2 separate regions of the Homo sapiens genome follow, and region 2 is linked to region 1. Evidence: chromatin loops called from intact Hi-C (ENCODE). Cell type or tissue: heart right ventricle. All regions are shown on one strand. Links, peaks and the distances in the headings refer to the core of each region. The heading gives the core; the rest is flanking DNA. Region 1 overlaps AK4 (adenylate kinase 4). Region 2 holds the start of MIR3671 (microRNA 3671).

Evidence for each region. Hi-C counts contacts between places; a loop is a spot of excess contacts. Peaks named below come from ENCODE experiments on the same cell type or tissue, not always from the same donor. Only the 100,000 strongest peaks of a DNase experiment are listed, where the experiment ranks them.
Region 2: it touches region 1 in a loop (5-fold over the local background); 88 of 110 quality-filtered maps call a loop at or near these places.

The regions. Positions count from the first base shown.
Region 1 is chr1:65,206,256-65,212,638 of GRCh38, reverse strand. All of the region lies in intron 2 of AK4 (adenylate kinase 4), which reads right to left. Among named protein-coding and RNA genes, the nearest start is that of AK4, 61 kb to the right of the region's middle. RefSeq lists an enhancer at 5,102-5,181. In heart right ventricle, for the core only: CTCF peaks have their summits at 2,959 and 3,159 (motif pointing right); DNase peaks (open chromatin) are centred at 3,147 and 3,923; H3K4me3 peaks cover 410 bases; H3K27ac peaks cover 853 bases.
Region 2 is chr1:65,056,745-65,063,127 of GRCh38, reverse strand. MIR3671 (microRNA 3671) reads left to right here and starts at 5,286; the gene lies at 5,286-5,373. It overlaps MIR101-1 (microRNA 101-1), which reads left to right and starts at 4,620; the gene lies at 4,620-4,694. It also overlaps a transcript of JAK1 not described here. In heart right ventricle, for the core only: CTCF peaks have their summits at 2,830 and 3,029 (motif pointing left); no DNase peak of the experiment used is centred there; H3K27ac peaks cover 1,809 bases.

The sequences.
Region 1 (6,383 bases), core at 1,925-4,424:
TGCCCGTCTGTAGTCCCAGCTACTTGGGAGGCTGAGGTAGAAGGATTGCATAAGCCCAGCAGGTTGAGGCTGCAGTGAGCTGTGACTGTGCCACTGCACTACAGCCTAGGTGACAGACCAAGATCCTGTCTCAAAATAAAATAAAATAAAATAAAAAGTTGGGTGGGTGAGCATGGGTGGATCCTAGGCTGAGCACAGTGGCTCATCCCAGCACTTTGGGAGATTAAGGTGGGAAGATCACCTGAGCCCAGGAGGCAGAGGTTGCAGTGCACTGAGATCGCGCCACTGAATTCCAGCCTGGGAGACACAGGGAAACCCTGTCTCAAAAAAAAAAAAGAATCCTAAAATGTTACCCTGTCTATCTTTCTTCTACCTACCTAAAAAGCAGGGCATCATGGTGGCATCCTTATAACACAGTTACCATTTGTAGAGCATCCCTTATGTGCCAGATATATTACATGCAGAGGAAAAGCCAAAATTGTACAGGCTTGCAAAGGCCTACCCATCTGGGCCCCTGTCCTGCCACCTCTCTCACCTCATTTCTCTGTCCACGTCTCCGTGCCAGCCATACCGGCATCCTTGCAGCTCTCAAGCAGGTGCCCACCCTGGACATTCACAGTTCATATTCCCTCTGCTTTTGCTCCAGATACCCATGTGTATCCTCAGCTCTTCCAAATCTTGGCTCCAGTGGTGCCTTGTTAAGACTTTTCTAACTGTCCTGTTAAACTGCACCTCTACCACACGCCAACACTCCTATTCACCCTTTATTTTCTTTTTGTTTTCCTTCAGAATATTCATCACCATTTGCCATATATGATTTACCTTATTTTTTAAGTGTTTCTATTCCTACCAGAAGTAAACTAAATTAGAGTAGAACATTTTAAGTTCTTGTTTACTGCTATAACCTTAGTGCTGTAAGCGTGCTTTGCACACAGTAAGTGCCGAATGAAAATATTTGTTGAATGAGTAAATATTATCTCAAAAGTAACAATAATTCTGTCAGGTAGGCCTTATCCCCATTTTAAAACTGTAAAAACCAATGCTGGGAAAAGTGAAGTGACTTGCTCAAGATCACATGATAAGTGACTAATCTAGCTTTAAATCAAGTGCTATTTGTCTCTACAATCACACGCCATGTACCACACCATGCTGTCTTCCTCCTGAACAGAAAACTGCAGACTGTGAGAAGCAAATTCTCAGACAGGGAGAAATGCCTGATCCTGATGTCTCTGACAGGCAGCTTACAAAACGACTTGAGAAATCTAAATCTTGTATGGCTTCAGGAACCGCCTGATCCAGTGCTACACGCACAGACCAGATTTTCTCCCCACATACACACAACAAATGTTCTGCATCTTGCTTTTTCTCTTTGGAGATTTTTTTCTTCATATTACATATTACTGTCTCATTCTCTTCTGCAGAGACAGGGTCTTGGTTTGTGCCCTAGGCTGGTCTTGAACTCCTGGCCTCAAACAATCCTGTTGCCTCAGCTTCCCAAAGTGCTGGGAATCATTCTCTTTAATAACTGCAGAGTACAGCATGGTTTAGATAGAGCATAATTTAACCAATCCCCTAATGGTGGACATCCAAGTTGTTTCCAGTCATACTGCAATGAGCATCTTTGCACATGACCTGAAACACATGACTAAGGAAAAGTTGATTCACAGGAATATAGATCCAGAGGCAAGCTGCCTATGTTTGAGGTCCAGCTAAGCCACTTACTTGTGACCCTGGTTGCTTAACCTCTCTGTGCCTATGAAAATAGTAATACCTAATTCATAAAGTCATTGTGAGAAATAAGCAAATTACTATATGTAAATTCCAGAATAGTGGCTGGCTCAGGATAAATTGCATGGCAGGGGGCGGACGGTACTGGGAAAAAATGAAGGCAATGTGGGACTGGAGGTAAAAAGACAAACAGCAGGTTTGAGAAGAAAGATATGAAGGATAAAGATAGATTTGAGCTTTTAGAAAAGGATGAAAGACACACTAGGAGACAGAATAATAATACCACCACCACCATCACCCAACATGAGATTTTCACATAGGAGAAAGTCCTCGGTAACAGAAAAGACAAGAAAGAAAGTAGCATCCTAAGGGGAAATCTAGGTTTTCTTTAATACAGAAAGTGGAGACTTCTGCAAATAGCATGTGTATGTGGCGAGGAGGGTGGGGGAAACTGTTAAGGAAAAAGGATTCCAGAGGGTACGGTGAGGAGGGGAATCAATAATAAAGAAACCGAAGCGGATATAAAAGAAAGGAGAACAGGAGGATGGCTTACCTTCCTCTCAGAAATGAAAGGCAGAGTTGGAAGTGACTGGCCTCAAAGAGTGCCACTTTCAGGGCGAGTGTGGTGTCCTAGACCCAGCAATGGTCACAGAGGCCCTGGGGATAGGCTAAGGCTGCCTCCAAAGTTTGGGGTGCTGTGTCACAGGTCCTGAAAAGGGGCTCTCTCTCACTCTGGTTAGACATAAGGGCAAGTGCTCTACCAAGTAAGTAGTAGTATTTATTCATCTACAAGACTTTTAAAATATGGATACTCAGCCGAGAAGAATGGTCAACACCTACAGTCCCAGCATTTTGAGAGGATTTCACTTGAGCCCAGGATTTTGAGACCAGCCTGGGCAACAAAGTGAGATCCTGTCTCTACAAAATAATTTAAAATTAGCCAGGCATGGTGGTATATGCCTTTAGTCCCAGCTACTCAGGAGGCTGAGGCAGGAGGATCGCTTGAGTCCAGGAGGCCAAGGCTGCAGTGAGCCATGTTCATGCCACTGCACTCCAGCCTGGGTGACAGAGCAAGACTCTTATCTCAAAAAAAGAAAAAAAAGAAAAAGAAAAACATACTTTTCAGCCACAGATCCACTTTAAGGCTTCAGGGCATACAATATGAAATGGTGTCTTAAATGATGGATTCTATAAGGTAGCATGGGAGCTTCAGCATTCTTTAAATTGATCTACATCTGTGTCTCAAGTTGGGCTAAACAAATCAAAGCAATTCAGGTGTACTTCTCACACCAATCAGCCGCCAAGAACAGAATGTCAGATAAGGTACAGTCAGACCAGCACATTTTAAAGCATTTTTAGCTGAGGGTCATTATCCAGCCAGTAAGATCCCCTGTCGGCAGGGATCACTGACCAACTGGAGTAGAATGCACCCTCAAATTTTGTCAACAGGTGGCAGCATTTATAATTTTTCCATTTAGAGAGAATTACAAGTTGAAGTATGCTTTTACATTTACTAAAAGTAACACTCCAAGAAAGGCTTTCTAAATGACTGACTAGCGTTATTCTAGGTTCCTTAATTAGCCCATTCCAAATGTGAATATATTCCATTAATTGTTGAAGAAGTAGAAATGCCAAGAGCTAACGTAAAATAAAGATCATGTTTAAGCATGGACTGCTTGCTTTCCTCCCTTTAGCTCCTCAGAGGGTCTGTTCCACCGCATGCTTTATCATGCTTCCACACCAGACTATCGCTATCCCTCATCCCCTAACCAAGCCTAGAAAAGCTGCTCACTCTTTTCATTCAAACAGCCAATCCAGATTGAAAGCTGAAATTTTATATTTTTAAATTTCTTCCAGAATCTGTCTTGTTATATCACTAATTATGACATCTACAGGTTGTTTTTTTTAAGACCCCCCCCACAAAATATTTACTAAGTGCAGTGAGATATCATTAAATTCCTGACTGGTATTGTGTTCCCAGCAGTGCTGGCCACTGGGCCTTGGCACCTGCTCCTCCCAGCCATGCCAAGAACCCAAGGAAGGGCAGCTGAAGCAGGAGGTGCTGCGGCAACAAGCTGAGGCAGTGGTGGGGAATAGAAAGTAGGACACTTCTGTTTTTCTAATTTGGAGCGCATTCACTCTGCAGGAAGGGTGCAGAGCCAGAGTCCACCACCACGTTCCCAGGCAGCAAAGCAAGCCCTCCGCCTGATGGAAATGAAAGGGCAGTTCAGAAGGGCAACTTCCAACATCCGCCTGGGTTTGGCAGCTTGTGAAAAGGCTATGCGACATCAGCCCCCTTCCTACCTCCATTAAGATCTGGAGCTAACATAGTTGCTTCGGACCGCCCATCTCTTCCCAGTTGTTGAATAAGTAAGAACCAAGTTACAAATGCAAGCCATTGTTCATGACAATCAATCACTGATGATTAGCTTAAAGTTGAAAGCAGGTGGTTGGTTATTCTTCCACAGCCTTCCCTAGCCCAGGAGTTCAAATCACTCACATCACCAACTGGAAGCCTTAGTAGCAAATTAATTACCACCAAAACCTGCTTCATAAAGGCCTTTTCTCTCTCCTATCGTATACTTTCCTTATCTGTTTACACAATGTTTATTTGTACATGTATCAAAGACCTCCATATTCCATGTCATCCAGTTATTATTAACAGATGGTGAAAAGAAGCAGCAGCTGTCCTACTACGAAAAAGTAAAAAAACAACAAATGCCAGCAAGGTTGCAGAGAAACAGGAACACTTACACACTGCTAGTGGGAATGTAAATTAGTGCAGCCACTGTGGAAAGCACTGTGGAGATTTCCCAAAGAACTTACGACTATCAGCAAAACTATTATTGGGTATACACCCAAAGGAAAATAAATTGTTCTACCAAAAAGACACATGTACTTGTATGTTCATCACAGTACTATTCACCATAGCAAAAACATGGAATCATCCAAGATACCCATCAATGATGGACTGGATAAAGAAATGTGGTATATATTCCATATACCATGGAATACTATGCAGCCGTAATAAGAATGAGATCATGTCCCTTGTAGCAACATGGATGCAGCTGGAGGCCATTAGCCTAAGAGAACTAACTCAAGACCAGAAAACCAAATACCATGTGTTCTCACTTATAAGGGGTAGCTAATCATTGAATACACATGGGCACAAAGGTGGGCACAGCAGACAACAGGGACTGCTTGAACCAGGACCAGGGTGCAGGTTGGAAAGCTACCTATCAGGTACTACGCTACCTTGGTGACAGGATCATCTGTACACGAAATTTACCCGTGTAACGAACCTGCACATGTATCCCCTAAACCTAAAATGAAAGTAGAAGGAAAAAAAAAAAAAAAACAGCAGCTGTGCTCCAGATGTCAGCAACTGAAGTTTATGCTTCCTCCTACCACTCTGTGAGCCCCACACTCCCCACAGTGCTGAGAGCTCTAGAACCCACTTCCTGCTCATGGCAGCTTCCTGGGACACTAGTTATAGATCCCAGGGTTTAAGAGATTTGAAATAAGTGGGTCCTGCCCTCAGGAAGCTTATAGGTTAATAGAAAAAGACCCCAAAGCTGAGATGGGAGGACTTCTTGTGCCCAAGGGACTGAGGATGCAGTGAGCTGTGATCGTGCCACTGCACTCCAGCGTGGGTGACAGGGCAAGATAGAGGCAAGAAGGGAGGTAGGGAGGAAGGGAGGAGGAAGGAAAAGAAAGAAAAAGAAAAAGACTTTAAAAACCTAGATATGCTACAATCACTACTTGGTGATCCACTGATAAGCAGAAGATAAGTACTCCAGAAAATTTGGTTTTAAACCACAAGTGTGCATCTTCAAAGAGGCTTAGGGAAATAAAAGATAAATTCCTTTCAGGTAGGAATTCTTGGGGAAATTCCCAAATGGCTTCACTGAGATCCTCTGGGATCATCGCGAGGATTTTTCCTGAATAAAGACACAGATAAAACTGTTACCTTATAACCCTTGTTCTTAAGTAAGTTATACTAAAATCACTGAGCCCTTTTCCCATAAGGGAAAATGCATATTCCATTGAGGAAGGAGCTGTCATCTACAAACCCCTTGCTTAAAGCCTCTTCTGTTTAAGAATTCTGCGTGGTTTGTTTCTTTTGTTTTGTTTGAGACAGGGTCTCGCTGTCACCCAGGAAGGAGGGCAGTGATGCGATCATAGCTCACTGCAATCTCTAACTCCTGGGCTTAAGGGTTCCTCTTGCCTCAGCCACCCCCCACCCAAGTAGCTGGACTACAAGCAAACATCGCCACACCTGGACATTGGTTTTGTGTGTGTGTGTTTGTGTGTGTGCGCACGCACGTGCACACACGCACACGCAGATGGGGTCTGGCTTTGTTAACCAGGCTGGACTCAAGTGATTCTCCTCTTTGGCCTCTCAAAGTGCTGGGATTATAGGCACAAGCCACCGCGTCCGGCCTGCTTGCTTGTTCTTTGAATATAAGTCCCCATACACAAATTAGGGGAAAACCGGTCCCACTGTATCTCAATTAAGACTAAAGAAATTTGTAAATGATTTCACCATAGGCCCATATTTTTATCCCCAGAAAAGTAACAGAATTCAAGTATACCTTCTAAAGGCTCAGCTACAGATTGCAGGCATGACCTGTCTGCAACTGGATGTACAAGTC
Region 2 (6,383 bases), core at 1,712-4,211, 150 kb after region 1:
CTCGTGGCATTTGGGCCCACAAGGCTGCTGACTCCTTTCCTCCAAAAAAAGTACAATGCTAACGTGAATAGAGGTAGTGCTGTCTTTGGGTTTTGTTTTGTCTAATGAGATTCAGAAATTGCACTGGAAGGAACTTAGGAGCTATTCGGTGCTATCCCTTTATTTTATAGATGACAAACTGCCAAACACCTCACCTAAGACCATATAGACAGAGACTGGAATTAAACATACTCTTGTTGATAACTGTTTAGAGGCTCCCTGAGAAATGGAGAGGTTCATCAATTAATCAATCAATCAAGTATCTGTTGAGCTAGCATTTTGTGGAAATGACCACTAAGTGTTGTGAAGGGACATGAGTAAAACAGTTTCTGACTTTTTTAGAAAGAGTCCTGTTGACTTGAGGAAATAAGATATAAACAGCACCAAATTAAATTGCAGTATACAACACAGCACTTAATGAGTGCAGTGCCACTGTGGCATGTGTTACTAGTTAGTAGAAATGTGTTCATTTTACAGATGTAGGAATAGAAGCTTCGAGAAGGGTGGAACCTGCAGGGAAGTGGAGTGTAATTGTGTTCCTGGAACAGCCCAAGGCTGTAGAATTGGAGGTCATTGCAAGTCTTTGGTATTGGCTCCTTTAGCTGTCCATTAAGGGAATTTGAAAATCTGAGACCCAGCATTTTCAAATGGCAGTGCTGTAGTAATAAGGCAATCATAGATTAATTGGAGACCATCAGGGTTTTTAGAGATGTTTAGCCAGGGGTGGATCATTCCGAAGTTAGCTGGCATATAAAACTGACTTGTGAGCAAACCATAAAATCTAAAATCCGGGGGGTGAGAGTGGTGAAATGTGATGTAGAGCAAAATCAGAAAGTAAATTAACTGTGGAGTATACAGTTGGACTAAAAATATTTGTGCTGAGTACATGTTTGAAGGGGAGAGGCCCATATAATGTAATATATGGGCCAGTCATGTATTTATAAATTTTTAGTCTCCTGGAGCCTTTTTGGACTAAACTCTTGGTCAACATGAGGAAGAAAGCTCAGTCTTCTCTTTGTTACCGTGTCCATAGGGTTTTTTTTTCGTCCACATGGACCTTATAAAGTTACATAGCATGAGATTAATTAGGGCCAGTGCTCAAAGTCAGTAAAATGATGACACCTCTTCTCTAATCACTCTCAGTTAATGCTTCTCTTTGAGAATTGGGGCTAACTTTGTATAGGGCGGTGGTCCTTGACATTTTCTTGCCTTTCTGCCTATTTCTTTTTCCATAAAAGAGAAAAAAATTCTGTAACCTGCCACCTCATCAATCTTTGGCACAAATTAGTTTTTAAAAACTCAGTATAGCAAAGTTTTGCAATAAAATGCAAGTATACATTCTGTGTACTTGTGACAAAGCAGTATTGGACATTTGAGCAACTTTTGCTGACAGTTTATAACATCTCAGTGTGGTCAAATTTGGCCATTTTATATAGTATCACTGAATTAGATGATAATTTTCAAATTGGAAAACAAATCACACTAGTTAAAAGACCAGTGGATTTAAATACACTAAACTATAGTTTAAAAGTATTTTCAAATATTCTGCTTGGCCAACAACTTACGGTGCCTTCAGTTATTTAATATATAATCAGATATTCAAAGGTTTAAAACAATATTTTCATCTTAGTTTATAAATATGAGGGATGTAGCATGTTTTTTGTGCTTTTATTTGTACTCCACATTGATTGATCGCTTGAGAAAAGGTCTTTGTCACCCAGGCTGGAGTGTAGTGGTGCAGTCATGGCAGCCTCAGCCTTTCATGTTCAAGCAATCCTCCCACCTCAGCCTCCAAAGTAGCTGGGACTACTGGCCCTGCTCATACTATTTTTTGTAGAGACAGGCTTCCACTATGTTGCCCAGGCTGGTCTTGAACTCCTGGATTCCAGCAATCCTCCTGCCTCAGCCTCCTAAGGCGCTGAGATTACAGGTGTGAGCCACCATGCCTGGCCTTGTACTCCACGTTATTTTAAAAGTTCTTTGGTGTGCCAGTTTTCTATAAGTGCCTGGTTTTGTAGATAATATTTGGTATATGCGTTATGAAGAAATTGTTCCTAGTTGTATCATTTTTAACATAGAAGAAGTAGTTTAAAATCAGTTTGGGTCCTGGAAGAAAGCATTTTACATCACTGTTTTCTCTCTTCCTTAGTATGCAGTTATTTTTTCTTACTGTAGCATGAGTACCTGTAGTCACTTGTTTATAAATTTAGACAGTTCAGTTCTTAGACGAAACATGTTGAAGAAGAAATATTTCTGATGGATTTAAATTTTCAAAAATGCACGTTTATAAACATTTTCAAGAAAAAGCAAGACACATTTTTGAAACATTTATTTTAAAAATACCATTTTGAAAACCCATATTTTTCTTCCTTGAAACTGCTTTAGAATCTGAGAGAATATTAATTTAAGTAACCATTCACAGAATAATGACAATTTGCTGCTTGTTATTAGGGATGCTTGGCTTCTTTTTTTTTCTAATTTAGGTAAAAAAATGAAATGAGAGAAAAATAAGGAGAAAAAGGAAGTATCTTTTACTTTACCAAAAATGTTTAGTTGTTGCATGGGTTTTGGTGATGGCTAGTAGAGTGAATTTCAACTTTGCAGTACACTTCCTTCGTCTTTATACTTCATATTTAGACATTGAATCACACTAATATTTTGGTGAAGAACAGTCTAATAACTACAAATATGTCAGGATTATTTATTTGTCTCCATACTTACCCAACCTTCAGTGTTTCAGGGTAAGTATTCAGTTTTCCAAAGCTGACAGAATTGTGGTCAAGAAATATTAGTTGATAATCTTATCCTTTTTCGTGGAACAGCTATCTAAAATTTTACTCTAAAATAATCACAGTATCTTTGTTCACGTAGCAGATGTTTATAATTCGGGTAAAAATGTGCAACTATTTCCAAGAACCTTAGGTTATGGGATCCAACTGTGATTTTTTTTTTTTCTTTAATCTTCGTTGCCCTCTCGTGTTTCAACTCTGTATTACAGTTGGCTAAGACCTAGATGATGACCTCCTTAATTTTTAGATATTTTTGCATTTTAGGCAATGTTGTTTTTAATTTGTGTGTAGGTGGATTGTTTCATTGGATGTTGCTTTTCTGAAGATAAGGTCATTTTCATAGTACGTAAAGTTAATAGTTGAGTTAGATTCACTGTACTTTTATTTTCTGACTTCTGCTGATCTAAAGAATTGATTCATCTACCTGACTTATTTGAAGTACAGTGCTAATATCTAATATGCATATAATGAGTCTTTGAAATTGAGCAAATGCCTAATGAAAACATAATTATTTTTCAAATATCTGTCAAGTTCCACTCATATTGAAATAACTTGAAACCTTATGACATGGAAAAAACCCAAGTGAATCATGGTTTTAATAAGTTGATATTCTGATGCCTGAATTCCAATTTCAGAATCTTTTGTACTTTTTATTAAAAGGAAGAATCATCCCTAAAATGACTTCAGAGTACGTCTCAAAGGTACAGATAATTTAAAAGCAAGTGATGTGTATATGTTATTATTACTTTTTAAAAAGGTATTCTGAAGGTTGTCAGTATCACCATAGGTATAGAATTGACATAAACTATAGTGAAAAATATCAATGTTACTAATTTGAGTACATTCTTAGCACTCAGAGCAAGAGGAATGAAAGTCATTTTTGCTAATGTGCATTTTTCTTCTTAATTATAAAGCCCCACTAGCTTCTGCTTCATGATCTCAGTTACTGAGAAAACTAAAACAAAAAGTAAATGTTTTTAGAAATCCTTTTGTTTGTGTAAACTGAATATCCAGTTGATGGAGTTGGACAGCTAGGGTAGGGTAGAGAAAACAAAGCACTGTGTTCACTCATTTGACATGGTTCTGGACATGGGTTCGCCATAACTTAGCAATATATGATCTCTGGCAAATCACCTAAGTTTTTTTTTTTTTTTTCTGCCTATAAAATGGGGTAATAATATCTAATCTATTTCCAGAATCCTTTTTTGATGAATTAATGAATAATTCATTGCCAGCCCCATAGCGTCTTGTGAAAACCAAATGAGAAAACATATAGAGCAGTTTTGAATGTTTGGCAGATATGAAGTATTATTGTCATGTTTGGTTATGAGCACTTTGAAGACAGGAATCATGTCTTAGTTATCTTTATTTCCTGAACATCTAGAAGAGGGCTTTAGAACGTAGTAGTTCCTCGGTATATATATGAAAAATCAATGATTGAGGTCAGGGAGGCACAGTCAGTGAATCCATGCATGGAAGAGATAAGCTGTGAAATATGCTGGAAGCTTACTGCATATTTGATGTATTAGAGTGAAAACCTAATCATGCAGTTGTTCATCCTCATTAATATGGATAAGTCATGTGTTCATCTTTCATTCTAATTTAATTCAACTGGGCCTTTTAATATTTCAGCCTCACCACTTGCTGGGCTCTGATCCTTCTTTTTCTTCTGCCTCCTCACGTCTCCAACCAGAAGGTGATCTTTTAGTCCTTCACTTCATGGGGAGCCTTCAGAGAGAGTAATGCAGCCACCAGAAAGGATGCCGTTGACCGACACAGTGACTGACAGGCTGCCCTGGCTCAGTTATCACAGTGCTGATGCTGTCTATTCTAAAGGTACAGTACTGTGATAACTGAAGGATGGCAGCCATCTTACCTTCCATCAGAGGAGCCTCACCGTACCCAGGAAGAAAGAAGGTGAAAGAGGAATGTGAAACAGGTGGCTGGGACCCAGAAACCCTCTTACCCTGCACCTCTGTCATACTTCTCCCGGGGCATAGGGAGAGTTATTCTGCTTCTCTTTGCCTTGTTTTGTAACATGGGGTAGTTGTTGGTGCAGCCATGTTGTGCTGAGTGAACATATATTAAGATCTTTGGAACCTTTAGGAGACTGAAAATAGGTAAGTATGAATTAGTATTTCTGGAATGGTATTCAGAGAACTTCGTACCATTTTTATAAATGTGAAAGGTAACCTAATTAGAACAGCTTGGCACTTGTCAGTACACTACTAGATTTCAAAATCAGATTCTACTTACAGGGAGAAAAAAAAAGCCCAATATGTTGAACAGTATTGAAATTGTTGCATAAATAAAAGTCCATCATTGTAGACCAGCTTACTGAAGTGAAGAAAGAAAAAAAGTATATCTTTGTCTTGAAGGAGTAGATAGTGACATGTCATGTTTCTTTCAGGATATTTAGGATCTGGCCTAATTCAAAAGAATATTTACTGAATGCCTATGTTATTGCTGCTGCTGTCACATTTACATGAAAATAAAATGTAAATTATTTTATTTCTATCAAATAAGGACTAGTCTGCAGTGATATCTGGCACATATCGATTTCAGGAATACGAAGCTGTAAACACCAAGCCAGCATCACGTGCATGAAAGACTAGGAAATTTTTTTTTTGTTGCCCACACGGGAGTGCAGTGGCATGATCATAGCTTACTTCAACCTTGATCTCCCAGGCTCAAGCAATCCTCCCACCTCAACCTCCCGAGTCTGAGACTACAGGCTCAGGCCACCCACCTGCAAATTTTTAGTAGAGACAGGAGTTCACTATGTTGCCAAGGCTGGTCTTGACCTCCTGAGCTTAATTGATTCTCCCACCTCAGCCTCCCAAAGTGCTGGGATTACAGGCATGAGCCACTATACCCAGCCAGGATTAGGAAATTTAACAGCACACATCTTCAACCTCCATCTTACTCTAGAGAGTACTGCTGGGGGTGAAAGGTGGTTATTGGAGAACCCAGGATTCTGCCAATGCCAATCTCTGCCAATTATCCCTCTTCCCTGTAGACTCCTAAGGACACTGTACACATGTAACAATAGCAAATAAGAAACAAAGTGCATGACTTGATTATGTGTTAGATCTTAGATCACAGTACTGTGCAAGGAAGGCTCAGGTAATTTCATGGAACGTGTTTTAGGCTCAGAGCCTAATCGGGTATATTACCTCATCCTAGGCTCATGTCTGTATCTGGGAGCCTGTGGATGTCTGACTGGTGTAGGAACCCAAAGCAGTGACCCATATGCTTGAGCAAAGAGAACAGAGATGGCTGAGGTTAGGCTGTAATTTGAACCTACCTACCACAGAGAGAAGAGGGGCCAGGGAGAGAAAAACCATTTGTGACTTTTTTTTTTTTTTTTTTTTTTAAAGAAAGAGTCTCAGTCTGCGGTCAGGCTGGAGTGCAGTAGCTCAGTCTTGGTTCACTGCAACCTCTGCCTCCCGGGGTCAAGTGATCCTTATGCCTCAGCCTGCCGAGTAGCTGGGATTACAGGTGTGCACCACCATGCCCATGTAATTTTGTATTTTTGGTAGAGATGGTGTTTCA